Regions from separate parts of the Homo sapiens genome. Here region 2 is linked to region 1. The links are chromatin loops, found by intact Hi-C in ENCODE. Cell type or tissue: heart left ventricle. All regions are shown on one strand. Each heading gives the region's core, and the rest is flanking DNA. Links, peaks and the distances in the headings are about the cores only. Region 1 overlaps GNG12-AS1 (GNG12, DIRAS3 and WLS antisense RNA 1). Region 2 overlaps GNG12-AS1 (GNG12, DIRAS3 and WLS antisense RNA 1).

Evidence for each region. Hi-C counts contacts between places; a loop is a spot of excess contacts. Peaks named below come from ENCODE experiments on the same cell type or tissue, not always from the same donor. Only the 100,000 strongest peaks of a DNase experiment are listed, where the experiment ranks them.
Region 2: a loop joins it to region 1, with 3 times the contacts of the local background. A loop is called at or near these places in 4 of 110 quality-filtered maps.

The regions. Positions count from the first base shown.
Region 1 is chr1:67,936,787-67,953,476 of GRCh38, forward strand. The region is part of intron 1 of GNG12-AS1 (GNG12, DIRAS3 and WLS antisense RNA 1); the gene reads left to right. Among named protein-coding and RNA genes, the nearest start is that of DIRAS3, 110 kb to the right of the region's middle. In heart left ventricle, for the core only: no CTCF peak of the experiment used is centred there; a DNase peak (open chromatin) is centred at 10,485; H3K27ac peaks cover 1,719 bases.
Region 2 is chr1:67,870,103-67,886,792 of GRCh38, forward strand. All of the region lies in intron 1 of GNG12-AS1 (GNG12, DIRAS3 and WLS antisense RNA 1), which reads left to right. Among named protein-coding and RNA genes, the nearest start is that of GNG12, 45 kb to the left of the region's middle. In heart left ventricle, for the core only: no CTCF peak of the experiment used is centred there; no DNase peak of the experiment used is centred there.

The DNA of each region.
Region 1 (16,690 bases), core at 5,850-13,849:
GGGGAATTGACTCATCTGATTACAGAAGCTGAGAAATCCCATGATAGACTGTCTGCGAACTGGAAAACCAGAAGAGCTGGTACAGGGGTTCAGTCCAGACTGAAGACCTCAACCAGGGAAGTTGAGGGTGTAACTCTTAATGAGAGGTTGAAGAGCCTGGGGTGGGGGGGTGGGAGGGTGTGGTGGGGTGGTGTGAATCCTTGAGTCCAAAGGCCAGACAACCTGAAGTTGTGATGCCCAAGGGCAGGAAAAAAAAGGGCATCCTTTCTCTGAGAGAGAGAGAATTCACCCTTCTTCTGCTTTCTTGTTCTGTCTGGGCCCCCATATGATTGGATGGTGCCTGTCCACATTGAGGTTGGCTCTTTCCCATTCAGTCCACTGACTCACAAGCCGATCTCTGGAAACACCCTCGGAGACACACCTGGAGCTGTCCAATCATTCTAGTCAAAAGCAAAACCACCTGGGCTTCCCTTTCAGCAGAAGAGGGAAGGGCTCATTGCCTACTGAAACACTGAGAATAATGAACACCTCACCAGGTATCTGTGTATCCCCTAATCCATTCAGGTTGACACCACAAATCAACCATCAGTGCCACCGTTGCTGCCTCTTAAGCTGCTAATACTAAGCTGAGAGTACATAACAAACCAGCAGGAGTGTTCTAGAGGGTTTGGGGTTTGGGGATATGAATTCAACCCCCCCACCCACCAACCACCAACATTAAGCAGCCACAAAGGAGTGGCATGAAGGCAGAATGTGGGCAGAAACTGGGGAGACAAACTTCGTCCTTTGCTGAAGTGCCAGAGAGGGTGGCAGAAAGAAGTGTGACCTTGTTTGTGAGCTGATTATAGGTGTCAGATCCTGGGGTCTGGGTCCAGCCCATGCTGAAGTTCGAGGGAGTGGGTGGATGGGCAGAAAGAACACTTGAGGGGCCGTAGGCAGATGAAATGTAGTTTTATTCAGCAACTTTCTCATCAACAGTTTTCTCACTAGCAGCTTACTTTGACATTGTTTGCCCTGTCTCGGCTGCTTGAGCCGGCCGCCCCCACACACAGCTGCGTGGCTGGCTCACCCCTGCCTTCAGGATCACCAGCTTAACTCTTTCTCTCTCTGGGCATGAGCAAGCTGAGCTGTGTCCTGGCTCCTTCCTGTCCTTCTGCAAGGCGGAAAGCTTTGGCTCTCTCTCTTTCTCTGGGCGTCAGTGCACCCGTCATGTTAAGCCATGTTGAGCAGAGCCAAGCCCCAAAAGCCCCATGCACAGTGTCAGCAGGACAGTTATACCTTTTACAGACAATAGTGATGTAGGGCCAAGGGATGGCCTTCCCATGTTATGGCTACATGGCTGTGGTAACAAGTGGAGTTATATGCCTGCACTCTAAACTCGGTAAGTCATACAGGATATCAACATCCTACCGTGGCCTATCCTTGACCAAAGCACCGCCATGCTCCTTATAAAAGGTATATCTGTCTGCTTTAGGGCTGTTGGATGCCAGGTCCCAGAGGAACTTTTTTCTGAGACTGTGCTTATGGAGCCCAAGAAGGACAAGGAGGAAAGTCTGGGCTTTAGCAAGACAGGAGTGAAGGAGCAATCCCCATGGAGAAGGGCTAGGTCCCGGAGGCGGCTTAGAGAATGGGGTGGAACATCATGCCTGCCTAGCTTATGAAGGCCCCAAATGAGAAGGGATAGCTATTGTCAAGGGACTAAGTTTCTAGGTTTCCCTGGACACACATTCTTGACAACAGTTTGTTGGGCATAAAGAAGACCAGCTTCAGACAGACCTACGCTTCCATCTGAGCTTGGTTGTTTACAGCTGCACTAGGTTGAAAGCATCTGCCTTGGAACCTGCGGATGTGACCTTATTTGGAAATAGGGTCCCTACAGGTGCATCAAATTAAGATGAGGTCACACAGGACTAGGGTGTGCCCTGATCCAATGACCGGTGTCCTTAGAAATGAGGGAAATTTGGACACAGAGATGGTGCTGGGGTTGGGGGGTGACCATGTGAAGACAGAGGCAGAGGTTGGAGTTATGCCACTATAACCAAGATATACCCAGGATTGCTGGCAACTGTGGACAGTTAGAAGGGACAAGGAAGGATTCTTCCCTGGATGTTTCTGAGAGGTTGGCCCTGCTGACACCTTGATTTTAAACTTGTAGCCTCCAGAACTGTGAGAATAAATTTGAATTGTTTTCAGTAGCCCAGTTTGTGGTATACTGTTTTTCTTTTTTTCTTAATTGAAACAAATATACTATGTGATGAAAATTTCTCTGAGCCTCAGTTTCTTCCTTTACAAACTGGAGATAAAAGCGGACACATGTAATAGGGTTCTCTAAGGCCCCTGGTTCAATAAATGTGAGTTCCCTTCAAGGAGATGCAGAGGGAAGGGGTGCCTCACAGTGAGCCTGCCCATGACCCTGTGCTACTCTCAGGGCTGTGTGAACAGCCAGCAGCTCCTGAGAAAATTAGCTGTGGTCTGCTGATGTGAACATTTTTCTCTTTTCACTGCTGTGGCTCCCTTCTGGCTCTTTCTTTCCAGAGAAAGCTGTCTGGGGTCCCAAATTGCTCCTGGAAGCCAGGCCGGTTTTAGCTGATGCTAAATGGATTGCTGCCCATAGGAGAGCTGCTGTCTGATGTCAGAGACGGCTGGGCACTAATTAAGGGGTTACTGTGTTTACAGGAAGAGGGGGAAATAAATGTGAAGACTGCAGTGCTTCACTGCTGTTTTAATAGGGCAGAGGCCAACTATGACACCTTTTATCTGAGAGGGTGGCAGTTCGGGCTGCTCACAGCCACTCAGGTCCCTCAAGTGTCTGCGGCAAGCAAGGCCTGAGGCCCAAGAGGGGTGGTCTCTCTCACTTTCTCTGTTCCCTCAGCTCCTCATCTTTTCCCCATTTTACTTTGTTATAGGAGGAGGAAACAAGAAGTGAGGGAACGTCTGGCTGGTTAAATAGATACACTTAGAAAGAAGCCACGTTTCCAGTCTTTAGCCTGGCTGCTCCTGATCCCCTGCAATACTGCTGTTGATATTTGGAACTGATAAATCAGTTTTTCTAAACAGGTCCTACGAGACTGCTTGGATTTTGGAGGGACAGGAAATTAAAGAGCCTTGGGGGTGAGGCAGGGTGGGCTATCAGCCTGCTCTCCCACACTGTCCCCTTGCCAGACAGCAGCTATGATAGGAGAAAGCAAATGGAGGGACAGAGGAGAAAGCTTGAGCAGATATTTGGCCAAATATCATCGCCAAAGATCCAGGCCGGCCCCATCCAGGACTGACAACTGTGACACAGGAACTGATTGGCCAGAGTTTCTAGTTTAAAGCTGGCTGCAAATCAGAATCTCATTTCTTTCTGCCAGACTCTCAGCCAGGAGCTTAATTAGCTAGAAGGGTCAAAAGGACTGAACTTCCACACTGTAATCCTGACCTATAGTTCCTAACTCTGGAAGCCTTTTGGGGTACTCCAGCCCTGGATATCTAACAAAGAGCTTCAGGTTCAAAGGGACATGGGACAAGGAGGACTGGGAGGCATGCTGGGGGTGTGGGAGGTGCCACCCCCAGGGAAAAGCAGCTGCCAGCAGGACACAGTCCTTGCAAAGGGCTCTGACTAGGAAAGCAACCTGGTGGCTTGTTTACATTCAACTGAAATCAGACTAAAAAATTAATTGCAGCAAGGTTCCCAAAAATGTTTCTACTTTTTTCCATGAAGGAGGACTGAAAGCTCAGCAAGAATTAAAATGGTATCTCTTATAGCTACCACTTATTAAGTGCTCTTCACAGCTGCAAGTCTGCATACACTTTGTATATTCCTTACAAGAATCCTGCAATGTATGTGTGATTATTCCTACTGGATAGATGAGGAAACTGAGCTCAAAGATGGTAATTAAGGTGGTCAAGAGCACACAATAAGTACGTGGAAGAGCCTGGAATCAAATTTAATCTTTTTCTATGACCCCTATGCTTTCTGCTCTCTCAGTGTTCTAGTTATCTATTGCTGCATAATAAGCCACCCCCAAAGTCGGTGGAGTCAGTCAGCAACCATTTTATTATGTTCATGCTTCTGTGGGGAAGGATTTAGGCAGTGCACTCATCTCTGCTTCACAATGACTGGGGCCTTAGCTGGGGTGGCCCCAAGAACTAGGAGAGCTAGCTCAACTAGGGCCGTCTGTCAAGGGCTTCAGTTATACTTTCTGCTGAGTTCCTCCATTTTTCCTCACATTGCATCTGCTGATGTCCAAAGTGGTACCCTCACATATCAGGTGCTTGGATTTAAATGGCTGGAACAGCATCTCTTTCTCTGTCTACCAAGCCTCTCCACATGGCTAGCTTGGGCTTCCACATATCAGGAGGGTCTTAGGATAGTCAGACTTTTTACATGGTGACTGGCTTTCCCCAGACCAACCAAAAGAGACAGAAATTAGAAGCTTCCAGTTTCTTAACTACTGACACCAGCAACAGGCACAGTATCACTTTTGCTGTATCACATTGAACAAATGAGCCACAGAGCCTGTCAGAGTGATAGCTTGTCAGACTCACGGCCACAGAGCCTGTCAGATTCCCTTAGATGCGCTGTGAACATCACCTCTGCTCTTTACCAGGCACCCTGCAATGAAGGAGCTTTTCACTCAAATTACGGTGTTTTGCCGATAATGATAATGATTCAATTTTGTCTCAATTTTTAGATTTACAAATAGCTTCCAGCTATTTCTCTGATATGAGCTTCACAATAGGTCTTTAAGACAAGCAGAACAGATTGTACTACCCTCACTTTAAGGAAACCAAGCTTTCAAACAGCAAAAAGGCCCACCAGGTTATATGGAGGGTAAACTCCCAGCCCACCTGACTCCATGAAGCTCGGCTAGCTGCGGTTAAGAGCTCTCTCTGCCGTACCCCTGCTCTGTTAATGTGCTCTAATTTGCTGTATATTATTATTCTGCAGCTCTTAAGAAAACTCATTTCCAGAGGGCTTTCAAATTAATAGCTCTGTTAATAAAACATAGGGCTAGAAATAACTTTATTTCACTGATTTTAATGATGAAGAAAGACGTGTTTTACTTCTACTGAAGTTAAACATCTATTTTTTTAGTTGAAGTAAAATTCACATGACATAAAATTAACCACGTTAAAGTGTGCATTTCCGTGGCATTTAGTACATTCAGAGTGTTGTGCAACCATCCTCTCCATCTAGTTCCAAAACATTCTCATCATCCCAAAGGCCCAGTGTTTTACAAAACAAAATTTATATAATATTCACCTTCTACTTAGAACAAAATGCTTTGTAGATAATTATTAATGTTTGGTTCTATTAAAATAAAATAAGCTCAGTCTTTGGACTCAGGCTAACTTAGATTTAAATCACAGCTCTTCAGTTTTCTAACCATGTGACTTTCAGCAAGGTATTTAGCTAAGCCTGGTTTCTCATTCCTCATACGAAGAAATAATGATGTCTACTTAGATGGGAAATTGTGGGGACCAGTGAGATAATGGACTTCAAGCACCTCTTACAGTGCCTAGTTCTTAGTGTTTGCTTAAGTGAAGGTAGGTGTTATTCATAGTATTAATGACCAGAAATGTGTTATAGGACCTTTGGAAAACCATCATAGCCCTCTGGGCCTCAGATCCCCAAGTGGAAACTGAAAGTATGGCCCTAAACAACTTCTAAGCTCTGATATTTAAGATGATGAAATATCTTGCAGGTTTATTCTCCATTCCAATGTTTAAAAAGCCTCCTGCCAATTTCCTGTTTTCCCCACCCCTGACACACACACACACACACACACACACACACCACATACACACAAAAAATCCTATTTCCATCCTCATTCTGATGACTTTATTTTTAACAGCTTTATTGAAGTATACTTGACAACAAAAAACTGCATGTATTTTACATATTTGACATATGTATAAACCTATAAAAGCATCACCATAATTTTGATAATGAGGATCTTGCTATCCCTGCAGGTTTCTTGTGACCCCTTTGTAATAGTCTCTCCCATCTCTCCCCACTCCTCAGTTAATAGATTGTTGTGATGTGCTCATATTTGTCATTTTTGTTGTCCAACATTTGCAGAGACATGGGTTCCATAGGGCAGGACTATGTATATTTTGCTTATTGTTGTATCCCTAGCAACTGTACAATACAAGAAAACAGAGGTTGCTCAACAAATATTTGTTAAATAAATGAATAACCCCTCTGTTCCTTTACTTTTGATGCAGTGATACTTTAGCTTTTTTCTCTGTCTGCTGTGGTGATCAATGCCTAGACAGGAGGGAGCTCTAGGGGCTGGCATGGTTGGGAAAGTTTCACAAAGGGAGAAAATTGCTTTGAGGCTCTGATGATGAAAAGGGTTTGTTGAGGAAGGCAAAGCTAATGGCTTAAGCACAGGCCAGGAAGGAATCTGGGAAAGATGCAAAAGTAAGGATTGGATCAGAGGTAATATAGTGACTGACATAGCTGACAAGTGGCAAGGATTAGACCCCTGGAAGTGAGGGAAACTGAAGCCTTTCTGAAATAGGAAAACAAAAATAAAAACAAAGCAAGAGCTGCTGGTACCTTGGCTGGGAGTCATAAGATATTAGAATTGGCATGGAGATTCAAGATTAGACAAATACCCTTATAATGCAAATGGAAAAGATGAAGTCCAGAGAAGTGAAATGAATTTCTCCAGGTCCCATAGTAGACTAGTGGGAGAATCAGGAAGAATCCAGTTTCTTATTGCCCACTGGGCTTCATTCATTCATCTTTTAATGCTTATTTATTTAATTAATTGATTGAGCTCTGACAATATGCAAGTACTATGCTAGGCACTGGGATTACAGAGATCAAACATCGTTTCTGGGCTGGGCATGGTAGCTCATGCCTGGAATCCCAGCACTTTGGGAGGCCGAGGCAGGCGGATCACTTGAGGTCAGAAGTTCGAGACCTGACTAGCCAACATGGTAAAGCTCCAGCTCTACTAAAAATACAAAAGTTAGCCAGGCTTGGCGGCGCACACCTGTAATCCCAGCTACTTGGGAGGCTGAGGCAGGAGAATTGCTTGAACTTGGGAGGCGGAGGTTGCAGTGAGCCGAGATCATGCCACTGCACTCCAGCCTGGGCCACAGAGTGAGACTCCATCTCAAAAACAACAACAACAACAAAACTATATATAGTTCCTTTGAATGAGCTCATGATGTAGTGAAAAAAGGGTTAATTATACACTGTTTAAAATACAATGCGATTGATAATCATAGGTAGAGCCCAATGTTTTCGTGAGGAACCATGGATTCACCAAGAAGGTCTTCTCAGGGAGGGATGTCTGAACTGTGTTGCAGGGTGAATAGGAAGGAACAACAAGTAGTAGAGAGAGAACATTTAGAGCATTAGAAAGAGCACATGCCAAGAAACCCAAAATACATTGGAGAACTTCCACTGATTCAAGATGATAGCAGGCCGCCGGGTGTGGTGTCTCAAGCCTGTAATATCAGCACTTTAGGCGGGCAGATCATCTGAGGTCAGGAGTTTGCGATCAGCCTGGCCAACCTGGTGAAACCCTGTCTCTGCTAAAATACAAAAAAAAAATAGCTTGGTGTGGTGGCGGGCACCTGTAATCCCAACTACTCAGGAGGCTGAGGCAGGAGAATCGCTGGAACCCAGCAGGTGGAGGCTGCAGTCAGCCGAGATTGCCTCATTGCACTCCAGCCTGGAGGTTGCAGTGGGCCGAGATCCCGCCACTGCACTCCAGCCTGGGTGACAGAGTGAGACTCTGTCTCAAAAAAAAAAAAAAAAAAAAAAAAAGATGATGATGGAGGGGAGGCTGAGTACAGTCTAGCCATGAAGGGCCCTATACATTAAGGAGTTTGACCTTTTCTCTTAAAGCCATGGAAAATCTTTGAAGGATTTTGCTTGAGGGCTATGATGGGATTTGCCTTTAAGGAAGTTTGCTGGTTCAGGAGCATGAGGAAGAGTGGAGGCAGTCATGCTGGAAGTTGGGGGAGAGAGGTGGTGGAATCATACCTCCATGGAATGATCTTTCTGAAATGCACATCTGACCAGTCACTTCCCTGTTTAAATTTTCCAGCAGCTCCCTGTTCTCTATAAAAGCCAGTCCAATCTGGGGCTTGACCCACAAGCCATTTCATAATCCTAGCCTCACTGACTTTTCTAGAATTTTCTACTGCTTCTTACCCATGGCCTCCTTCCCTATGCCCCCTTATCCTAAGACCCAGCTCTACTGCTATTTACTGTTCTACTAAAGTACCAAGACTTTTTAGTCTTCCATGCCTTTGCACTTGCTCTTCCCTCTTTCTAGAATGATCACATCTGTCTTTTCTGCTGGCAGAACCTTCTTATTGCCTTCTCCAAGGCTCCATTCAAGTGTCTTCTCCCCTGAGAAGCCCCTTCTGACTGCGTTAGGAAGATTTCACCACTGTTTAGGTAATGTTCCCATTTAATCTAGTTTCTGTCTTAGTAAAAAGCATTTGCAATGCTATAGTGTAATTGTGTACATGTCAACTTATTAGATTGGAAGCTTCTTGAGGTCAAGGATATTTTCATCTCTGGAATCCCCAAGCTTCCTGGGCTTTACCCCCAGGCCAGTGAATGGGTCTCTGGGGTGCCTAGGCATCTGAATTTTTAACAAGTGCCCCTCAAATGATTGAAGGAAGGGACCAGGACCTGATGGGTATTATAGGAGGACACCCATATAAGATCCTGACTCTCCCCGCCCCATCTGAATTCTGTCCCACCAAAATTCATACATTGAAGTGTCAACCTCTGAGTACCCCAGCATTTGACTATATTTGGATAGGACCTTTCAAGAGGTGATTAAGTTGAAATGAAATCTTTAGGGTGGGCTCCAATTCAACCTGACAGGTGTTCTTATAATAAGAGAAAATGTGGACACATACAAAGAGACACCAGGGTTGCACCCATAAATGAAAGACCATATGAGGACACAGTGAGAAGGCAGCCATGTGAAGGCCGGGGAGAAAGGCCACAGAAGGAACCAACCCTGCCAACAATTTGATCTTGGATTTTCCAGCCTCCAGAACTATAGGAAAAGAAATTGCAGTTGTTTAAGGTACCCAGTCTGTGGTACTTTATCATAGCAGCCCTGGCGAACTAATACACCATTGCAGCTCTGTCCCACAGGCTGGAATGCTTGGGATTTGCTCTGTATCTGCTCAAGACAGTCATTTTCTGATACACAGTGGGAGTTATTAGTTTCCTCAAGATGTGTTGCTTATAAGGGAATTCGTTTTGAGAGACATATCTAGGACTGCTGGGCTGCAGAGAGAGTGAGGGTACTTTAGCCATTCAGTCATGCATTTTCTCCTCCTCCCCAGCTACACTCAGAGGATATAAAAAAACCATCTGGCAGATGAGGGCCCTGGCGGTTACCATGGTGAGGCAGAGCAGAGCCGGGGAGACTGGGGTATGTATCGCTGTCCCTGACACTTGAGCCCAGTGAAATGTCAGCCTGGCTTGCGTTCATTTTGGATAATATTTTTATCTGACTTTTTTTCCCCCAGCTAAGTTATTTAAAAGACTTGTGTAGGTCCAGTTCTGATCACTGGATGTTTTCACCTACAGAAAAAGCTCTTTGAGAATAAGGACTAAATGCCTTCCTATTTTATTCCCTCTTTCTGGCGTCTTGTCTACCCCTCCCGCTATCCCCCACATTCCCTGCAGAATTAAACCAGTGTCTATTACTGAGTTGATATTCAAGAAGTATTTGATAGGTTGAGTTGAATTAATTAACCTTTGGAGAAACTCTTGTTTTCATGTTTGCTTCTGATTTTTAAAGCCACTGACAATTACCTTCACTGGGAGTGTCTAGTTAATTCAAGTGGCAAGTTCCAGTATGTGATATATAGCTGCCATCAGGGTTGAGACCTGTGAGCAAGGTGCAGGGGTGCCAGGAATTTAGTACAAGACAAAACCTGAGTGTCAGGGCTCTATACTCAGTTGGACTTGGGTTTGAATTCTGGGTCTGTTGTCAACTCCTTATGTGACATGGGGACAGAGACTTCATTTCCCTGGCCTCCTTCATTGTCTTCAAAATGGGGATCCTAATCATACCTGCTTCCTGGGGTGCCTGTGAGGCTTAATAGAGATAGTGTGACTAAAGCTTTGTATCTGGCATCAATGAGTGGTCCATAAACTATAGCCATTATTGTAATACTATTAAAAGTTTTTATTTCAGTTCTGCCCTTAATTCTGTGAATTTTGGTACTTGTTTCCCAATCTCTAACATTTCTGGAAATGTTCTGTCTCAGTAAGGTAATGTCTGGGGGCAGGTGTGGACAGCCACAGACCTCTACCTCCTCTCAGGCCATCCATAGGTTCTCTTCGATAATCATAGGGTGTCTGAGGCTTCTAGTGGCAGAAATGTCTGGGGAGGGCGATTGGCTGAGCATGGAGAGGTTTCCGAGGGTAGGAACCTGACAGCCAGGAGAGGACCAACTCAGACCAGCTTGGCCCAGACTCAGGAGGCTGCAGCCGCCAGCAGGGCTGTGTAGGGAGGGTGGCCTCATTGGCATGCAGTACCCAGGCTCTAGGAAGTATGAGCCCGTCAGGGGGTAGCGAACAGCAACGGGTGTTGTGGAAACAGCTGGCTTTGCCCCACTGTGATTCTAGTCCACTTTTTCTTTCCTTCCTTTTATTCTAAATCTTAAAGAGAACTACCATATGATCCAACAGTTTCACTACTGGGTAAATAACCAAAGGAAATGAAACTAGCATATTGAAGAGATATCTGCCTCCTCATGTCTCTTGCAGCACTATTCACAATAGCCAAGATATGAAATCAACTGAAATGTCCATCAACAGCAATCCTTATCCTGTTTTCTCCCCTTATGTTTATTTCCAAAAGAGCAAAGGCTTGACTGCAGCTTCGTGTAATTGCTTCTAAATCATAATGGATCTATTTTCCTTTTTGCCAAGATTGAACCATGGTAAATTTGTAATGATTTACTTACAAATAGAGCCACAGGATTGATTATAATTCAAGCTCTTTCATTCTTTAGCTATGTGGCCTTAAGCAAGTTACTAATTTTTGCATTGTCTGTGAGCCTTGATTTTTTCCTGCCAAACCTCATTCCTCCAGTCTTTTGCATCTCCAAAAAAGGTGCCACCATCAATCTATTTGCTCAAGTAAGAAGCCTAGGTACCATTTTGAATTCCTTTCTTCCTTACTCCAACTACCATCCAATTCACTAGCGATTCTTACTGATTCCACCACTGAAATACAGGATATCTCAAAACCATGTAGTTCTCCCGCCTCCACCATCACCTGGAAGAGGCCACCAGCATCTCTTGCCTTAACTTTAACACCCTCCTCACCAGTTGCTTGCTACTGTCTTTGTCCTTCCTCCACTTATAATATGTCTATCTCAATGCCAGCCAGAGTGATCTTGTTAGAATGTAAATTAGACTATGGACTGCCTCTGCTTACAATCCTTCAACCTTTCCACTGCATTCAGAAAAAAATCCAAACTCCTTGTCACGGTCTATGTATCTCTGCTGACCTTTGCAGCTTCTTTCTTGTCCATTCCCTTCTTTGCTTTCTACATTCCTGGCATGTGAGTTGTCTCACATTTTCCCAGATGTTTCTAGTTTCTATTGCCTCAGAGTCCTTACACACTCCAATTCCTCTGCCTGCATCAGTGGACCATCCACTTTTCACATTCAAGGGTCTTTCTTATACTTCAGGGCTCTGCTTAAAATTTACCTCCCAGAAAGACCTTTCTCCATTTCCCCCATGCAATCCAGAGTAGGGCCCCTTCTCCTCCCCCGGCTTTTCTCTATATTTGTGACCAGTTAGTTTCCCTTAGAGCACCTATCCCCATTTGTCATCGTTCTCTGTTGTTTTTTTGTTTGTGCTTTCCAGTGGAATATGACCCTAATGAACTACAGACCCTGCTGAGTGCCTACTGGAATGACTGCAAATACATAGGAGGTGTCCAGTAAAAGAAAAGAAAAGGAAAGGAAAGAAAAGAAAAGCCTCTTAGCTTCCTTTCCTTAACCTAACAGATTTAAACCTTCCCTGCCTTCCTTTGGTTGAGCTTCACCACATACCTTTAGACTTGCTTTAAGGAATACATTCCTGCTAAAGAGATTCATTGAATTTCTACCATGTGTCAAGCATGGTGCTAATAAATGTGATAAATCTGGAAGGAGAAGGCATTCTGGTATAGCAGAGAGAGGAGCTTGGCTTAGGAGTCTGAAAGACCCGGATACTGCCAGCTCCTCTCAACCAGCACACCACTGGTAAAATGTTACTTTTCTTGGCCTCATCCCCTCAAAAACAAAATCCAAATCTTAGATGTCCTGCTTACAGGTCCCCACAGGAACATTCCCATACCCTAACATTTATCATAGTAAGTAATAATCTGCTTACCCTTCTTTATTTTCTACTAAACTCTCGAGGATTATTCATCTTGCTCACTATCTCCCTCACCCCCTTTTACACATGCTGTATTGGAAGGCTTAAAATTTCTGGAGCTGCCTTGAAATCTTTGAGCCTCACAGAGTCCTGGAGGCCTAACTTTGTGTCCCCCTCCTCTTGTCAGATGTGCCCCTTGCCCTGCACCCAGTAGGGAAGATTCTTCTATCAGCCAGCTCAGTTGCATTAACCTGGCCCTCAACCTAAAATAACAGGTTTCACCTCCCTACCAGCCCATGGAATTATTCAAACAACAAAGTACACCCTCCCACAGGAATCAGGGGCCACCTCACCCCCTTGTCACAACACAGCCTGCCTCCCAAAGCCCTGTTTGTTCATTCTGTTGAGTATAACCCCTGTGTGGTCCTGCAGGGTATGCAGTGCCTTCTACCCCAGGCTGTCAGTATATGTGACTAATGAACTGCTGTCAATCGCATGGGTCCAACGTCAGGTGTTGTGTGCTTGGCTATTCTCAGAGTCTTAGGGCAACACTCCCTCTTTCACCAGCGGGGCAAAGAGGAGGCAACAAAACACTCATATCCTCACATGCCTGCACTAACATACACACAACAAGAAGTATGATAGTGATGTAGGCAAAAAATAGTAACCCCCATAGGTTTGCAGATGAAACAGACTCCTGTTACAAAAGGCAGCTTAACAAGAGAAAAACAACTAGAAGCTTATTAACATTCATATGTCACATATATGTGAGAGATACCCAGAGAATGAGTAGTTCTTGAAGAAGTGGCTTTGAATTCCAGCTTAAGTAGCATTTTCAAAAAACAGTACATTTTTAGAGAAGTGACAAGACAAAGGAAAAGGGCTTTGAATCTCTACAGCTGGCAATGTGCGGAAAGGTAAACAAATGGCAGATAAAGGCTGGTTTGTAAAGCTTGTTAATATAAATCCCTCCGGTATCATTTCCAGGTGGTGAAGGTCTAAAGCTGTCTTCAGTGGTTAACCTGTGTTCACCCTGGTGGAGAGGGGACAAGGTATCTTTTGCCTTTGTAAATCTATGTTTTGCTTTTAAGCAAGTGGAGGGAGGGCAGAGAGCTCTATCATCCTGGAGGAAGCATCTGACAGACTCCTGCCTTGGGATGACACACTCTTAGCCACAGCTTTCAAAGCCCTCCTGAGTCCTCGACAGACACTGCAAATTGATCATGGTACTCTTTCCTGCTGCACCTGGACTTTGCCCCAGAATCATTCTCCACTTGCTGAATGTAGTCATAAGAGATAAAGCCTATTTCTCACTCGGCCCCAAACTTCCCGTGATCAGTGTCCTGTGATGAAGGAAACTCTGCGGCTTATAACTACATTTGTAGCGCTCAGCTCTGCATCCCACTCCCAGTACCGGGGCTCAGATCATCCAAGCTTCTTACTGGAGAAGAATCTCACTCTAGGAAATTTTTAATGTTTTCAATGTCATTGGTCATACATCTCAATTTTTCCGTACCTTAATGGCTTCTTTCACAGACTCTCAGCAATGCCATACCATCTTTCTGTTCCTCTGCTGGTTCTAAACTGGGTTAGACTCACATGGAAACAAGCAAATATAATTGTAAATTCATAATTATGTGATGTGGTAGAGAGAACTCAAGGTTTACAGTCAAGGTAGACTTCCCTGCCTCATCCTTGTTGAGCTGTGTGACTGCAGGCAAATCATTTGTACATCTCTATATCTTGGTTTTCTCATTTGCCAAGTGAGGACAATAATAATATCTGTCCTCCCAATATCATGTATCATTACATATGTAACATTAATATAACATATAATGTTACAAAGTAGCATAAATGAATAACATTTAAAAAGTTAAACCTCCAAGGTGTTTAAAAGCAGCATACGGGTATTTCTTGCCACTGCAAGAAAAAATCTGCCACTTTTCTCCAGGGTGGCTGAATAAATAGGGCAGCTTTTCCAGAGAGGCAGCCATAGTAGACATTCCATTATGCTACTGCATATTCAACTAGAGTATAAAATGTGAGCCCTCAGCCTGGAGGTGTTAATGAGTTGCCACTTAGAAGGACCAGGGAAGCAAATTAAGTGCATATGCATAAAGCAGTCAGAACTGCCAGCCCTCCATGCTGTCTGGAAACTGAGCTGCTCAGGCCCTCATCCTCTGTTCATCTCATCCCCTGATTTAGCAGCTGTAGTTGGTGGACCAGGTTCATGTGAATAAGACCATTGGCTTTTCTGCCTCCACTTCCCAGAACCATCTCACTCCAGACCCTGTCTAAACTAGTGAAGTTGAACACATCCAGTACTTGGGCTCATCATCAGAGAGATGGAGGTGGGTTGGTCACCAAGAGGTAGGATGCCCACTTCATTGTTGCTGAAAAACATGCTTTAAAAGCTTCCTAAGATTAATGATAGTTACTTTTCTCTTTTAAGTTATTTTTTCCTATATGGTTTCTGTTTTCTACAAATTCCCTGTTTCACTGTTGATTAGTTTTGGTCTGCATCATTTAGGTAGAGTCTTTCTTCAAGTATCTGCCAATCTTGGGCTGTCAGCATGTATTTAAGAGAAGGATATTAAAAAGCCAACCAGAGACTTGAAAGAGCATGAGTGGGGCTGGGGGCTTCATGGCAGAAGGGTCACAATCAGCAACATCAGTATCTCTGTGTCTTTTCTCTTTGACTGGTTAGGTTACTCAAAGAAGGCTGTTCTTTGAGTCTCCCATCCCCAGCTCCATATCTAGCCTGGAGACTGCCAGCCTTCTGAGGACCTGGTGGAGAAGGGAATAAGGAGTCCTTAGAATTCAATATGTAGATTTTCATCAAACCTTACTGTTTCCAGTACATTATCCCTGCCCTACACCCAGAATGGGGGCTAGATGGCCACCAATCCAGAGTCCATTTGGTTCACTGTCTCCAGAGAGTCAGTTTCTGTATTCTGTTTCAAGGAAAGGGGCACTTGTCAGCTTTGAGAAGCAATAGAGGTTATCCAGGAGTCTAAGTGCACTGTAAATAGATTTCCAACCGATCTTGTGGTTTTCAGCCCCCACTTCTGTCCCATCTCCTCACACTTTCACAGATCCCTGATGCTGCCAATTATGGAGTCCTGGATCTCTAAGGTCCCTATCAGCTTGCTTTTGGCCTCCCTCACTGCTGGCTGAGGATTCAATGTTCTGAGGTTGCTGAGTCAGTTGCCCTTTATCCTTTTGTCTTCCAGCTTCAAAGATTTTTTTTTTTTTGCTTTTTTTTCCCTCTCATGTTCTCAAAGGTTTATACCTTTAAAAGAAAATCCCTTTCAAAATATTTTTAATGGGACTGAAGGATCAGAAGAAAGACACATGTGTTCAATCTACCATCATTAACCAAAAGAGAGAAAATACCAACACAAAAAAAAGACATAGAGCACATGTGACGTGTGTATCTTGGCAAGATGCTGCTGCCAGGGATTCAGAGCCAAAAGGAGAGCCCAGGTTTCTTATATCACCTGTTTTCCTTAATGCAATCCCACAAAGTAGTACTATTTTCCATATTTATTAAGAAGGAACAAGTAATAATAAGAATTAGTATTATTGACTCTCTAGTATGACCAGCTGTATGTCTTTTAGGGCTTCCCTACAAAATACCACTGACTGAGTGGGCCTTAACAACAGAAATTTATTTTCTCACAGTTTTGGAGGTTCAAAGTCCAAGATCAAGGTGTTGACAAGCTTGGTTTCTCTTGAGGCCTCTCTCTTTGGCTTGCAGACGGCCATCTTCTACTGTGTCTTCATATGATCTTTTCTTGGTGCACAAGTATTTCTGGTGGTTCTCCTTCTGATAAGGACAGCAGTCATACTGGATTGGGGTCTCACCCATGTGATCTAATTTAACCTTAATTACTCCCTTAAAGACCTTAACTCCAAGTACAGTCAAATTCTGAGGTATAGGGGGTTAAAGACTCTAACATATGAATTTTGGGCAACACACAATTCAGTCCAGAACTAATCTGGTCATTTTATTTCCATTTCTTCATTTATTTCTCACAATCAGCCGAGGGTTAAGTATTATTATTATTATTATTGTTATTATTATATATGAGGAAACTTCTGTTTAGAGAACTTAACTAACTCTTAGACTGCACAGCTAGAAAGAGATTATGTATTTTGTTTTCTATTGCTGCTGCAACAAATTATCACAGTCTTAGTGGCTTAAAATTACACAAGTGTATTATCTTACAGTTATGTAGTTCAGAAGTCTGAAATGGGTCTTACTGGGCTAAAGTCAAGGGGCCAGAAGGCCGCATTCCTCTCTGAAGGCCCTCAGGAACAAT
Region 2 (16,690 bases), core at 2,829-10,828, 70 kb before region 1:
CTTCCTCCCAGAAAAATCTGTGTAGTTTAGTAGCGTTTCTAGTAGTATTTTTTTTTTATTTTGTTCCCTTTCTTTGCTTTACATCTGCTATGATTACATTTATTTTATATGAAAACATTCTTTTATTTTGTTTTATTATTATTATACTTTAAATTTTAGGGTACATGTGCACAATGTGCAGGTTAGTTACATATGTATACATGTGCCATGCTGGTGTGCTGCACCCGTTAACTCGTCATTTAGCATTAGGTATATCTCCTAATGCTATCCCTCCCCCCCTCCCCCCACCCGTATTTTTTTTTTTAAGATTAGTCAAGTGCAGTAGTGAGAAGGGGGTCTACTAGTATTTTCATTAAGGCCAATTAATCCTAAAAACTCACACCATAGCAAGGATATGGAATCAACCTAAGTGTGCATCAATGGATAAATAAATAAAATGTGGTATATATACACAATGGAATACTATTTGGCCACAAAAAAGAATGAAATCTTGTCATTTGAAGCAACATGGATGGAACTGGAGACCACTGTGTTAGTGAAATAAACCAGAAACAGAAAGACTAGTATCACATGTTCTCACTCATATGCAGGAGCTAAAAAAGTGGATCTCGTGGAGGTAGAGAGTAGAATGATAGTTAAAAGAGGCTGTAAAGTGTGTGGATATGTGTGGGGGCATAAAGAGAGATTGGTTAATGGGTGAAAACATACAGTTAGCTAGAAGGAATAAGTTCTAATGTTTAATAGCAGAGTAGGGTGACTATAGTTAGCAATAATTCAAAATAGCTGGAAGCAAGGACTTGAAATGTTCCTAACACATAGATATGATAAATACTCAAGATGATGGAGATGCTAAACACTCTGATCATTACACATTCTGTGCATGTAAATAAAATATCACATGTACCTCGTGATATGGTTTGGCTGTGTCCCCACCCAAATCTCATATTGAACTGTAGTTTGTATAATCCCCACATGTCATGAGAGGGACCCAGTGGGAGGTAATTAAATCATGGGGGTGGTTACCTCCATGCTGTTCTCATGATAGTGAGTGAGTTCTTACAAGATCTGATGGTTTTATGAGGGGCTTTTCCTCCACTTCACTCTGCACTTCTCCTTGCTGCCACCATATGAAGAAGTATGTGTTTGCTTCCCCTTCCACCATGATTGTAAGTTTCCTGAGGCCTCCCAAGCCCAACGGAACTGTGAGTCAATTAAACCTCTTTCCTTTATAAATTACCCAGTCTTGGGTATGTCTTTATTAGCAGCATGAGAATGGACTAATATACCCCATAAATATGTACCAATGTGTATTAATAAAAAAATGAAAAGTTAATACACATTTGATGATATTGATCAACACCTTCTGACTTATCAATACTGCTCCCACAGGTCAGCTTCCCCATCACCATTCCTTCCTTTTCCTTCACACACACACACTTTCACCTGTTACAGGCTTGTACAAATTGGAAAGTCTTAGCTCTGCAAGTAACTTCAAAGGGACAGACAAAACTGTAAATAAATATACACTTCATCAAAACACCCATGATGGGGCAGAAGAAGAGACTAACACATACTGGAGGATATTCAATAGTTCTTACCTCTCTGCTCTGCCTGGCCAGCCCCTTCTCATATACCCTGTGACTTCTTTCCATGCTCAACCCCCTTCTCTCAACTCCTTGTTTGTTCCCACCATGGGGAGAGAAGTTAGTTTGAGTGGTCAGAGTTTGGGACTGTAGATTGAGCCATGTGGACTAGTGAGCAAGGTTACTGTACCTTAAAATGCATAGACTTCTTTTTCCCTCCTCCTTCTCACAGTTGGATGAATTAGCAGATTCTAGATGACTCTGTTGTCTTACCTTCTCTTCAACTGCCTATACCAGTTCTTCCTGCCTATCCCAGCCAAAGCAATAAGATGTTCAGATGGACATTTGGGGTCAAAGGGCCCATTGTAACCTTTACCAGGCATTGCATTTGGTGTTAACCTGCGTAAAACTAGTAATAAGTGGTATTTTGATTTTTATTTATTATTCCTTTCATGGACAGCTCCCCCAGGAACTCCAGTGGAAGGGAAGATAAGCAGAACAGGATTTGGGCATTCCTGGGTCTCTGGCCATGAAAATGATTCATATCCTATTCTAACCTTGCTAATGCTGGGGATAGAAAATAGAATAGTGTATCAGTTAGGGTTCAGTGCAGGAAAAAGAGCCACTTTAGGTATTTTATGCAAGATGTGATTTAATGCAGGAAATTAGCTGCTAGTAAAAGTCATTGGAAAGGTGGGAGGAGAAAAATCCTTACTCCAAGAATAACACAGCAACTCCTAACCCCTATGGAAGTTACCATCTCTGAAGCTACCCCTGGAAATTTTGAGTAGAAGTAGAAGAACTCACCACCCCATAGTCAAGACCTGCATTGCACAATCTGAATGACACCTTCAAGGATCAGAAAGCCAGATTAAGAAACTACAATCCCCACTGCCTCTATTGCCACTACTTTCTACACAACGAAGCTGGATAATAGACACTGCAACCTTGCTATAGAAATAGCTCCTGTCTCCAAGATAATGTTGGCCAGAAGAAAACCAGTCTAAAAGGGGCAGGGAAAAGGCCTCTACCTCATTTCTGCCTTCTGTATTTTGCACAAGTGCATCTATTTGGTGGGACAAAATTTGTATCTACACCCTAGGTGCAAAAACATCTGGAAATGCAGCTTTTAAGTTTTCCAGATTCTGCGGTGCGGACAGGCAATCTGAAGGAGAGAAAAAAAGGAAGTAAATGCAGGATAATGTGGATATGTTATTTTATACTTAAAAATATGTGCTTTATTTGTTTCATGCTCAAGAACAACCTAGAAAATAATCAACAGTATAAAGAATGTGATAAATATCAGATGATTTTTGTAAGTAATATAAATCTTCTAAAGCAACCTGAAGTCAAAAAGGAGTACTTACGAGAAGGGCATGGGAATATCTCCTGGAATAATGAGAAAATTTAGAAGGAGACAAGGGCAGCTACCTGGGTTCTTAATGGTCTTCCAATTCTTGTTTCAGGCTGCTGTGAGGTTCTGCCATTCATCTTGTCCTCTTCCTGGGACTGAGTGGATACTTGTGCCATTTTTCAAGATCAAGAATATGGAAAAAATGACTCCTTAGCTCTTCCTATCCCTGAGATTCCTCGACTTTGTAATCTATCAATTACACAATTCTCCAATGTTTAATAATTTTGAGCCTCAAGAAAGACATACATTTTGTAACTTCAAAAATCATGCTTACATAAAGCTCAATGTTTTAAAACCAGCCAAACAAAAAATAATATAGCAGAAGTCTGGGATGGGTGAGGAGGACAGTCAGATGGTCAGCTGAAAATATAATAATTCAGGACCAGAGAGATGGGCCTGGGAGCAGTTGGCACAGATGTGGTTGTTGGGGCCCACTGGGGCTTAAGGGAGTATTAGACCATATTTCTCTTTCTCTCTCTGAGTTAAGGACCAAGACAGAAATAAATACAAATACCAATAGATGGAGATCAATATATCTGTTTCAATAGTAACAAGGCTGGCTTAGATCTGTTGCCACAGTGGGGTTTCCTAAAGCTCTCTTCAGATTTAAAATTACTAAAGTTATTCCTGTTATTCCTCAGACCTACAGTTCAGTGTAGTATATAGAGAAGAGCAGAATTTGTGATTTCCACAGGCAGGCTGGTACAAAAAGAGAGAGGACAGGCCACATGGGAACCATGGACTTTAACATTTCAACCTCTCCCCTATAAGGGACTATGTAAAAATAGGAGTCAGATAAATTACTTCTCCCATGGGAGAAAGGAGGGGTTCATTCAGTAGGGTTCTTTCAATACTATTCTTTCTTGGGAATGGAAGTTCTTTATCCTGAAACATGAAGACAGGAGCATAACATTTCCTCTAATAGAACTGTAATCATTGATGTGAATATCTGGGAAACCAAGAATAGAAGAGGACAAAATAAAGAGTCTGGAGAAGTCTCCAAAATACACTAATACAAAACATTGACAGAACAAATGTGGTCAAAGAAGCAGGTGGAGAACCAGAAAGGAAAACAAAAACAAACAAACAAACAAACAAAAAACAATGTTCAAGAAATGAAGGGAAGAAAGAATTGAAGGAATGGAGGGAGTAGATGGTGGAAAGTGTGAGTTTCTATGGAAAACAGATGGTAAAGGATTAAGAAGCTTATGAGTTTAAAATCTTTAAATTTTAAAAAGAGCTGTATTGATGTATACTTGACATATAATAAACTGCACATGTTAATAGCACAAGTTTTAGCCTTGAGCAGGAGTAGGGACAATTCTTCCTCTGACACAGAAATGGAGGAAATGAGGGCTAGTTCTATAAACAAGTAAGTTGAAAGTCAAAAGGAGCAATATTAGAAGATTTGAGACTTGATGGTTTCTTTCCTAGTGAAAAGGTTGAATCATCAGATTGAAATGAGAAGCATTAAGTGTGGGATTAGAGGGGCTAAGGATATGTGGTAGAGACTTTTTGAGGCTTAACCCAAATACGTTATCTTCTTCATCCCTTGTAAGAGCCTTGATTTTGTTTAGGTTGGCAACAAGCATGGTTAAAAGACTGCATTTCCCAGCTTTTCTTACAACAAAATGTCATGTGATTAAGTTACAGCCAGTGGGATGTCAACAGAAGTGCTGTATGGGACTTGCGAGAAGGCTTCTTAAGTGGAGATAACTCAGCTTTCAGTGTGCCCTACTTGCTCTGTTATTATTTCACCTTCTTGCTGTCTAGAATGTGAAAATGATGACTGGTGCACTGGCAGCCATTTTGGATCATGAGATCATCTTGAGGATAGAAGCCATCTGCTGAGAATGACAGAGCAAAAATATACTAGGTTCTGATGATTTTGTGGTACCTGTATAGCACACTTGGATTGTCAGCCTCTGAATTTCTTTCAACCTGATTGAGAAATAAACTTTTAGCATATCTGGACCACTGTTATTTGGGTTTCAGTGATATGTACTCAAATACAATCCTAGCTGAAATATGACCATGTTAAAGTTATGGTGAGTGGAAAAGGGAACTTACTAGGGTCCAGTGAAGGGATTCATGAGCTGAGGCTTCAGCTGACAAAGTCATGAATCTGCAAGGTATGTGCTTTTCTCTACTCTTGGCAGTCAGGGATCAGAGGCAGAGGCACAGGCTTGCTGGATTCCCGAAGGGTTCAGAGCCATTCAAGCAGATGGAGCAGAGTGATAGTTGAGAGAGGAACTGCAGAAACAGTTGTCAATGGGTTTGAAGAATTTGATCTTGGGATCCAGGTTGGACAGGAAAGAAAGTGAAGCCAGATGAGGAGTGAGGTCCTGAGAATACTGAATCCTTGAAGGTTTGGGGACGGTTTTATGGTCTACAGGTAAAATTTCATGACATTGTGGTGAGGCTGGGAGATTTTGAAGTCTAATATTTTTGTGGTGAAATCAAGGCAACGGTAATGCTGAGGCCTGGGTGTGGCCATGGGAGTCAGGAGATGGCTGCAGTGGAATGGAGATGAAGCTATTGGCATAAAGCAGGGCCAGAAGATGCGGGCCTTGTCTGAATGGAGGATGACTGTTCATAAAAATGACACAGTGGGATATCAATTTGAAATCCGTTAAAGTAACTGACACCAAGAGGAACAACAGCTTCAGCTCTAATCTCAAAGCAGGCAGGTCTCATGGAAAGATTTTGGGAAGAAGTTCAAAATAGACTGATGGGTGATTTAAACAGGGCAGCTAGAGGGCATGGTAAGCGGAAGGCATTAACCACCCCCTCAACAAAAATCCAATGACTGAATCTCCAATTAAGCAAACGGAGCCGAAAGATGTCTAGCCAAACATCCCTAAGGTGGACAGCGACTTTGCGAAAGGCACCAGCAAATTACATTTCACATTTTCTGTTCAGCCATTTTCTGAAACACAAACAATATTTCAATTAGTGTCACAAAGAAAGGTTCATTCCTGTTAAAATAAGTGATTCTTCTATAGCTTTCAGGGATATGATGCTGAAGAAGAAAAGTACAGACCTGGAACAGTAATGCTGTGTGTGTTTTTGGAGAAATCATCATTGGTTTTGTATTGATTTGTGCAAAAGAAAGTGTAATTTAATGAAATACATAATGTTCTCAGCCAGGATAACACATCAGCCTGGAAATGGGGAAAAAATAGCTAGTAGATTAAATTCTACAGATGATGGCTAAATAAGTGAGCTGTGCTTCTAGAGTGGTGGCCATTAACCTTTCCATCATGAGGACACCATGTCTCAGTGTAACATGGGGATAACAGTGAGTTCTATTATCAGACTACCTGACTTTGAATCCCTGCCCTTTTGGATATTAACTAGGGGTCCCTGGGCAAGTTATCTAATCTCTACATGTCTCAGTTTCCTTATCTATAGAAGAAGAATAATAAGTCAGTCACCTTAGTGAATTGTAGAGAGTAAGTGCTCAGCTACACATCACCTATATCTATATATCTATATCTACGTAAACATTTTATAGATTCTAAGATGAGAATAGTTGTATATTAGGATCTCTAGACTGAGAAAATATGTATAATATCTACTTCTGGTTAGATGTAAAAATAGGAACCTTCTATACCCATGGTAACTCCAGGATCAAACAAAGATCATAGGTATGAACGGGACTACCAAAGAGTAAATGTAAGGAAGCCTTGATGAACTGACTTCAACAGAGAAGCGTTCTTCACCGGCAAGCAGGGAGCTACAGGGGTTTCCAGGTGGCGAACTCTGGATCTGGGTATGAGTGGGAAGAAAGAAAGTTGACAAAGATCAAAAGACTTTGCTGGGGAGAAGAGACATCCATCAAGCTACTGGTGATGGTGGGGCAAGTATGACACTGGACTCTGAAAGTGCCCTGAATGATCAGCCGGATGCTTCTCCTCAACCCCTACCTGAATTGCTACTAATACGGCACTGGCAGAACTGAAAACCAGAAGGAATTCATGGATTATTTCCATGGTTCCTGGAACCAGGAGACTGCAGTCATTGAATCCAAGGATGGAACTGAAACCCAGCCACCCTGGCTCAAATGCTAATAAAAGCAAAGAAGTTAGGTAGCTGCTGCTGCAGCTACAGCACAACTAGGGACTGGGCTAACTAAGGTAAGCTCAATCTTAATAAAGCTGAGGCCTATCCCAGTGAAACGTGATGCTGAGTGAATACTGGATGCTCACTTCCTCACCTTAGCTACCAGACATAGGAAAGAGCTTGCACGCACTAGAAAAAAAATCAAATCTTACAATCTCCACTATATTTTTATATACAATAAAAAATAAGACATGTGGAGAAAAAAACCAAAATGGTCAGTAGCAGACCCATAGATGATCCACATGTTAGAACTAGCAGAGAAGAATTTCAAACAACCTTTATGAATATGTTTAATGAACTATAGGAAAAAGAAGGAAAGAATGGGTGAACAGATGAGTAGTCTCAGCAGAAAGTGGACACTGTGAAGAAAGCCAAATGAAAATTCTAGAACTAGAGATACACTCTTTGAGAGAAAAAATAAATCGGATTTGTTTAACAGCAGAATGGGAACTGCAAAAGAAAGGATCGGTGAACTTAAGGAAAGTAAGTAGAAATTATTCAAAATGAATAATGGCCAAAACTTTTTCCAACTTTTATTATGGAAAACATTAATCATCAAATCCACGAATCTCACCCCCTGCAGGATAAATACAGAGAAAGTCATACTTACGTGCACCATAGTCAGATTGTTAAAATATAAGCATAAAGAGAAAATTCCAAATGAATTCAGAGAACATTCCAGGGAACAATAAGAATTATAGCAGACTTATTAAAAATGATGTCTACCAGAATGATGTATTTAAAGCACTACAAATACAATAAAGTAAGGAAAACAGTCAAAAGATTGGAAAAGAAAAAATAAAACTATATTCACAAATGACATGATTGTGTACATAGAATATACAAAGGAATCTACAAAAAGCTCTCACTATTGAATCTATTAAGTGAATTCAGCAAGGTAGCAGAATACAAGGTTAATATATAAAATTAAATGAATCTCACACAATTAGAAATAAAATATGCCATTTGTAATATCAATATATTTATAATAATACTAAATATTAAAAGAAACATGTATAAAACTAAATACTAAATCCTAAATAATACTAAATATTAAAAGAAACGTGTGCAAAACCTGTATAATAGAAACTATAAAACATTACCGAGGGAAATTAAAGAAGACCTAAATAAATGGCAGTAAAATAGTAGATGGGAAATCAAAGAGGGAGATTCTGGGTGAAGGAATTTTCCAATTAGAGTCAGCATCTATCCTAGGGACATTTCAGAAATTCTTCAGGAATTGTGAAGTTTTCAATAGAGTGCTTCAGAGCTGGGGAACACAGACAGGGACCCTCAATGACTCATAAGACCACGAATTCTGTTATACTTCTAGCCTCAGTCCCATATTCTCATTTCAGAGTAAAGACTAGAACTAATGGATTTTGAATTTATAAGCCGTTGAGAGTGGATGATCCATCCATTCATCCAACCAACTATTGAACATGTACTTCCTGTTTCCTTTGGAGTCATTTGAAGAAGGGAGCTGAAAAGAGCTTAGCTTATGTCTACCCCAGCATCATCACTGGCCATGACTTCTAGTAGTGTAAAACTTAAGGTTTCCTGAAGGGCTGTGACCAAAAATTTGTCTCTTCTGCTCTATGTCATTTCTTTTTCTTTTTCTTTTTTTTTTTTTTTTGAGACGGAGTCTCGCTGTTGCCCAGGCTGGAGTGCAGTGGCGCGATCTCGGCTCACTGCAGGCTCCGCCTCCTGGGTTCATGCCATTCTCCTGCCTCAGCCTCCCGAATAGCTGGGACTACAGGCGCCCGCCACCTCGCCCGGCTAATTTTTTGTGTTTTTAGTAGAGACGGATTTTCACCGTGTTAGGCAGGATGGTCTCGATCTCCTGACCTCGTGATCTGCCCGCCTCGGCCTCCCAAAGTCCTGGGATTACAGGCGTGAGCCACCGCGCCCGGCCTCTGTGTCATTTCTGAAAGCTGACACTGTACCATTGAGATTTGACTCTGTTGGGTCAAGGTATTGTTCCCTGCTAGTAAATAAGTTTTCCTATCATGATTAATATACTGATTTTACATTAATAACTAAAGTCTACTTATATAATTTTGCAGTATACTGAGAGCACTGATCTTCACAGGAAAACTCAGCATATTAGGAATACTTGTTTTAATATTTAAATCTATTTAAAACTGAATATTATTTTTGAATAGTTAATGACTTCCTATGGTTCATAATTTGGAAGTTCAAAATGATATATAGTAAAAATTCTCTCTCATTATTATAGACACTGTAGCTTTTCTCAGGGATTAGCAATGTGTTACTGGTTTTTTGTGTTTACCTCCAAACATATTCTATGCATTTAACAGTACGTAGATGTTCCTTTCTTTCTTTTTTTCTTTTTTCCTTCCTTCCTTCCTTCCTTCCTTCCTTCCTTCCTTCCTTCCTTCCTTCCTTCCTTCCTCTCTCTCCCTTTCCCTTTCTCTCTTTCTCTTTCTTTCTTTCTTCTCCCTTCCTTCTTTCTTTCTTCTTTCTTTCCTTCTTCTCTTTCTTTCTTTCTTTCTTGCCTTCCTTCCTTCCTTTCTCCCTTTCTTCCTTCCTTCTCTCTTCTGTCTTTCTCCTTCCTTCCTTCTTTTTCCCTCCCTTCCTTCCTTTTTTTCTTGCTTTCTTCCTTTCTCTATCTTTTTTTTTTTTTTTTTACAAAAATTGAGCATTTTTTCTGTACCCCTTTCTAAAAAAATTAACAATACTTTCTTGGAGATCATTTCACAGTATTACACAAATAACCTCCTCAACTTTACTAAAACAGCTTTCACATGCATTATCTCACTGAAAATGGCTGGACATGGATTAGGCATGATTTCCTCTTTTTTCCCTTGTGTGACAAACTTAACCTGCTGATGCACAGTGAAGAAGTGCCAGAGCTAGGACTAGGACACAGGCCTTCCAATTCCATGTCCATTGTTCATGTCTTATCTGTGATATCAGCCTGTCTGTGAAATTGATGTGAGGATTCAATGCTTTCTCTATAATGAGCCACCTGGATGTTTACATTTAGTGGCACCGTTGCCCTAGCCCAGTGTCTAACTAAATATAATTGCTCTGTAAATGTTTGTTGTGTGGAATAGGATTGGCTAATTCATAACCCTGGGTGATGATTCACTTTTTATCATCAATCTCTCGTGTTTCCTAGGAGATATATCCTTATCATATGTGGTGACAGAAATGCTGGGCACGGATGCAAATACAAAATGTTCTGGTCCCAGCCAAGTGCAAATTGGAAAAATTTAAACAGTCCTCCAGCTAGCACACTGGTGAGTCAGATAGCACCTTTCTGCCCTGCAAGGCCTCCAGTCTGTAAATCTGAGAAGCAGAAATAGCATCTTTAGTCTCCTGATTTTTCCCTCTTGTGATTCCCATATTTATTGGACAGAAAAGCATGAACTGGGTAAACTGTGCTTTGTTTATAAACCCTCATTTTTAGGAATCTGCAAAACGTGCTTGTTTCCTTGGAAAGTGATTATAGAAATTCACGCCCTAGTTGTGAGCTTGTGCAAATATGTGTAGTAAGAGGAGTGACTCTCATGTTTAGTGTGAACATATGCTTCTACATGATTAAAGAAGCCCAAGCAATGATTGTAAGTATCCTATTTCACTCAGTTTTCTGCATGTGATGGGTAAGGGAGCCTTCTCACTCAGATTATACTTGATTAGGTTCCCTACTTGGGCAACTTTTTTTTTCCCTTCAGCAGTTTTTACTGATAATTGAGGGGTACAAGTGCATATTAGAAAACCAAGTGGGGGGCCAGCCCAGTGGCTCACGCTTATAATCCCAGCACTTTGGGAGGCTGAGGAGGGCAGATCACTTGAGGTCAGGGGTTCGAGACCAGCCTGCCCAATATGACAAAACCCTGTCTCTACTAAAAATATAAAAATTAGCTGAGCATGGTGGCACGCACCTGTCATCCAGGCTACTGGGGAGGCTGAGGCATGAGAATCACTTAAACCCGGGAGGTGGAGGTTGCAGTGAGCTGAGATTTGCACCACTGTACTCCAGCCTGGGTGACAGAGTGAGACACTATCTCAAAAAACAAAAAACAAAAAACAGAAAAAAAACAAGTGGGGAAAACTTGAGCACCCTATTTGAGCCATGGGTTACCTAATTTCCAAGCAAGTAATTTTACATTATTAATTTTTAACTTAATTCCAGAGGACACACTTTGAATAATTCATTACTTCAAAATTATTTGAGGCTTGGTTTATGATCCAGTTTACAAACAATTTTGATCATCCTCAAAACAACATTATGAGATATATGTTATTAAAGACCCATTTTAAGCATAAGGAAACTAGCACTAGAGGGGTAAGAAACTTGTTCAAGGTTGAGTTGAAATTTGAATTCAGGCATTCTGGATCTTAAGTCCATCCTCTTGAACACTGTGCCGTAATGCCTCCACCCACGAGAGGGGAAAACGGGCAGATTCTTAAAAAGGCACTGTGTCTAAAATCTTACGAAATCTGCTTTGAATAAAGGCCTTTACTTAGCACAGTTGAAACATAATGAACCCATTTTCAGCGTTGTATAATGGGAGGGAGGTATACACATACATTGGTGCTTGTTCGTATATTGAGAAGGATAGGTCCATGTGGGGTATGTCCACTTGTCCAGGGATCTTCATGTGAAGGAACTTAATTTAAGAAAAGAGGCCATTGAAAGAGGCAGGCTTGGATATGGACAAATGATCCCTATTGGGGGATACTTACAATAGGGCGTATCTTACTTACTCTTCTGTGGGTTCTTGCTTTTGCTCCAGGAATTTTTGCCCAAGACCTGGAAAGGGGAGTGGAAACAAGAATAGAGTTGCCTTGGAGGTAAGGAGTATTTTTCCACCTGGCTTGAAGTGGCCACATTTCAGAAGGATAGAATCATGGAAGACTAGTCAGTGAGCTGGACCTGGGTTACCTCCCAGGAGCTGCAACATAGATCCTAGTGATCCTTGGAGTCACCAGCAGGTGTGTAAGAGATACACCCATTTGGACTTCAGTTGTGTACTCCAGGAGGAGAAGGGTGCCAAGCCAGCAATGGCAGAAAAGCACAGTGATCCAGAGACCTAGGATCTGAGCAGAAGGGAGTATCTGCTTAAGTCCCCTAAAAGTCCTCTAAGCTTGGAAATCACAGGTAGAGCCAGAGAACTACTGCTTGGTTACATGTCCCTACTTCCTCTCTAGGCTGATAAGGCCTGGGAGATATGACATGCATGTTGTTCTTTCTATGGTAAGCAAAGCATCAAACTCTTGCCAAGGAGGAAGGAGAAAAGCAATACAGTGTAAAACACAATTTATGCTTTTCAACACAAATTTGTGGTGTAAGATGTTGTAATCTATTTGTAATATAAGATAACAATATTGTAAACTCACCTAATTCTCAAAATTCATTCTTACTTGCTACTGGGAGTACAATTTATGAGGGTGGTTTATGGTAATGTACTTAATTGTCTTTATATTTTCAGTCTTCAGCTTAAAGATTGTGAGTATTTAACACAATGCTTAGGATCATGGTGTTCTTATGATGGTACCAGAACATTCATTCAGTGTTGTGTAATAGGAGGGAAGTATACACATACAAATTAAGAAATAATCTAGATGCCTTTAAATACCTTACATACAATTCATGTGGAAAGGTTGCAAATCACCACTTGATTCCTTGTATTTTTCTTAAGATTCTTTATAGTTCACAAATTGCCTGATTTGATCTTCAGAACAACCTTAGGTATGGCAGCTCTCAATATTTTCATTTTTCTTATGGAGAAATTGAAATCCAAAGAGGTAAAATGGCATATCCAAGGTCATATAGAGGGGAGTAGAACTGGATCTGAACTCCGTTCTTCTGAATTTAATTCCAAAGTTTTTTCATTTTGCCTCACGTTCCCTGACCATCTATCCATCCATCCATCCATCCATCCATCCATCCATCCATCCATCCATCTTTTCATTATCAATTCATTCAACGAAAATTTTTGAGTGCCTATTATGAGCCAGGCATTGTACTAGGTACTGACTCATAGAAATATGAGTCAGTCATAGATCCTGTTCCCAGGGACTTTTTAATATAATAGGGATATCAGCTATGGGGCTGAGTAATTCTAAATGGAGACAGAAAGTAGTAAGTACTATGAGTGAATCAGAATGCCCCACAGGAATTCTGGTGCCAGAGGGATAACTTAGAACTGGAGACAAATGAGTAAGGGCTGGAACAGGAGGGATTTATGTGGGAGGGGGCCATCTTATAGGGATGCTATGTGTAGAGACAAATCCTTTGAAATTAATAGGCTGGGAGAATGGCCCAAGCTTAACCTGAAATGACTCTTAAGCACAAGTAAAGAAGAAAAGAGAGTGAACATATCTAAGATGGAACAGAAAAGGAAGAGTTTTAGCCAGTGACATGACCTTTTAAAAGAATATGCACAGACTTTAAAGTTCTGAACCAAAGGGAGAGAAACTGAAAAGTGGAGGAAGAGACTTAAAAGTAGGAGGATCCAGAGGCACAGTTTTTCTAGACGCAGTGGGTATTTTCTGCTCAACCTGAATACTTGGAGCATCTTGTGGGTAAGAGCAACATAAAATCTTGATATAGCTGCTTCTACAACAGGTTGAAGAGAATCAAAATCAACACATATACAGCAGAGGTAGAACAGCTAAGAAACTTGGAAACCCCAGCTTTTGGAAGTGGGTCCAACTGTTATGAGTGTTAGGGTAGCAGTTGTGAGCAGAGTGAGTGAGTTTTAGAAACAGATCACCCAGGGATTCTCAGTGTTTAGATGTGGTTTGCATATTTAATGTGAAATATATATCTTATAAAACATTTTCTGTTAAGCTGTATTTTAGTATGATGTTGTGATGGTTGTTTGCTCTGTATGTGTGATTTTTTTTTTTTTTTTTTTGAGACATGGTCTTGCTCTGTCACCCAGGCTGAAGTGCAGTGATGAGATCATAGCTCACTGCAGCCTCAACCTTCTGGGCTCAAGTGATCCTCCCACCTCGGCCTCCTGAGTAGCTGGGACCACAGGCACGTGCCACCACCCCCAGCTGCTTTTTAAATTTTTTGTAGAGACGAGGTCTCACTTTGTTGCTCACACTGGTCCTTCAGCTTCTGGGCTCAAGCAATCCTTCGGCCTCGGCCTCCCAAAGGGTTACAGTCATGAGCTACCATTCCCAGTTGATATTTTTTATTGTGGTAAGAAAAGAAAGTAGGGAATATTTCCATGAGGAATTATCCCATGAAACTAATTGTCTCAAGGAATTAATCTAAAAACTGCCCTGACTTAAGGTAACATGTACCTTATCAAAGGTCCCAAGTCACACCTACTAGTTCAGGAATTAGGTGAGATCAACCCCAAAAGGACCAAATGATAATATTTCCACCCTTCGATTCAACCAGGGGGTTTGTGTACAGAGAGAAAATGTGGCTAAATTTGTGTATTCCTTCCTAGATTATAAAAGCCTACAAAAGGAGGGACCATTTCTTGATCATCTTTGCATTGTCTATGCCTAGCATTGCACCTAGAAGGTAGAGATGTTTGTCTGATCACGTGCATACAGCCTTGTCTGCGAGCATCTCTGATAGTCATGACAGTTCTTCACAGACTACAGAGATGGTGGGCCATTTAAGTGATACAGACATTAAGTGCCACAGGAATTCACAGTAGGGGAAATCACTTCTGGCTCGGGAGGTCCCAAAAGCCTTCTTAGGAAAGGTAGGACTGAATTAGACCTGGTGAGATTTGTACTAGCAAAGGGAGATGGGGAGAATGGTATGTTCCCTCACCCTTCAGTGTCCACAGGGTAGCTGGCACTTCAGAGGGTGCCCACAGAGGAGATGGAGCTGGAGAAAGAGAGCTTTGCAAGCCACAGCTACCTGCCAGAATTGTGGAGTCTGCAACATAATCTCTAAGACCGTGCACCTCCAAATAGAAATGAAAATTTGAGCATGGGGAAAATTTGAGCTGAATTGTTGTCCCTTAAGCCTAAGAAATTGTCTGAAGCAAGAATGTGATGCCCCTTCAGCTCTTTTCTTCTCCTCTTCCACATCCCCATCCCAAAGAAGTGATCTGGCGGGGAAAGAAGAAAGGGAGGAAAAGAGGACCAGATCTCTGGATTAAACCTCTTGAAAGAGTTGGATAGAGAGAAGTCAACTCAGTCAAATTCAGAAAGAGACGAAAGAGGATAAAAGTCCCATCCAGGCCAGAAGCAGTGCTCTGGGTGAAAGACGTTTTCAGTGAGATGGTGTCAGGGAGGAAAAGCTAATAGGGTTTACTTAGAATGTATTGTCTTCTTAGTCCCAAGGCTAAAGTAAAAAAAGACAAAAGAGAGCATGTTAGAGGAAGCAACTAGAGAGAGAGAAAAAAAGTCAGAAGACCTCCAGTAAGGCACTGCACACGTCCTTGAGTCTGTGTCTCTGTGCTTCTTCCACGTTTCCCTGAGCAATGATTCTCCACTGGGGCATTCAGTGGAATTCCCTTCTTTAGGTGGCACCAATTCACCAAGCTCTAAAATAAGCCCTTCTGCCACCCTTTACCATTGCCTCATCAGTGCTGTGGGGAAAAATTATTCTATTAAAATGCATTTTCTTTTTGGTTGTCTGTTAAATTCTTGCAGGGCTAAATGTACATGTATTTTAAAGGAGAAGCTGAATTGTTGTCCCTTAAGCCTAAGAAATTGTCTGAAGCAAGAATGTGATGCCCCTTCAGCTCTTTTCTTCTCCTCTTCCACATCCCCATCCCAAATCCAATAGGGCCTGAGGTTTTCCCTGAAGAAGGGGAAAACAGGTTTTCTTTGAGAAGTGATCTGGCCGTCAGCAAGCACCATTACTAAGCATGATGACCAGTGATTGCTTCTTCCCCACAGTGGCTGTGGTGGCACTCCCCATCTCAGTGACTTGAGAAAGAACAGGGCCTCTGTAATGTTGATACAGAAAAGCCGAAATCAGGGCTCACAGCCTGGTTGAATGGAGGAGGAAGGGACTTAAAAGTAGTGCTATTCATAAGCCAAGGTGGTTGACATGAGGCCTTCCACAGCAGTGACAGAGGAGACGGAAGATGTCATTCTTGAGTAACAGGAAGTTACTGTAACACCAGTTTTTATTACTAAAGATGACAAAAATACTACCAATGACATTTATTTGAGTGCTTACTATGGGACAGGCACTGAATAGTTTATATATATTCATTCATCTAATACAACAACTTTATGAGTAGGCACTATCATTAAGACAATGATGTCCAAAAAAAGGAATTAAATAATGCAGATAAAGCAGTCCACTTTGACCACTATATACCAGCCCCCCGAAGGGTACAGATGTTTCTCTTTTGGCATTCGATGGCTATTTAGATGTTTCCCAGTTTTTCTCCATTATAAGCAGCATGGCATTGACCATACTGGTACCTGCCTTCCTGGGAACTTGCAAGTCATTCTGCAGGATAGAGACAAAGAAGAACAATTGCTAGGTGGGAGGCAATGTGAATTTACAAGTTTTTTTAGATAACTCCAAATTGTCCTCCACAGAAAGGCTTTTTCAATTCATATCCTCACCAACAGTGCACAAGGTATATACCTTTTG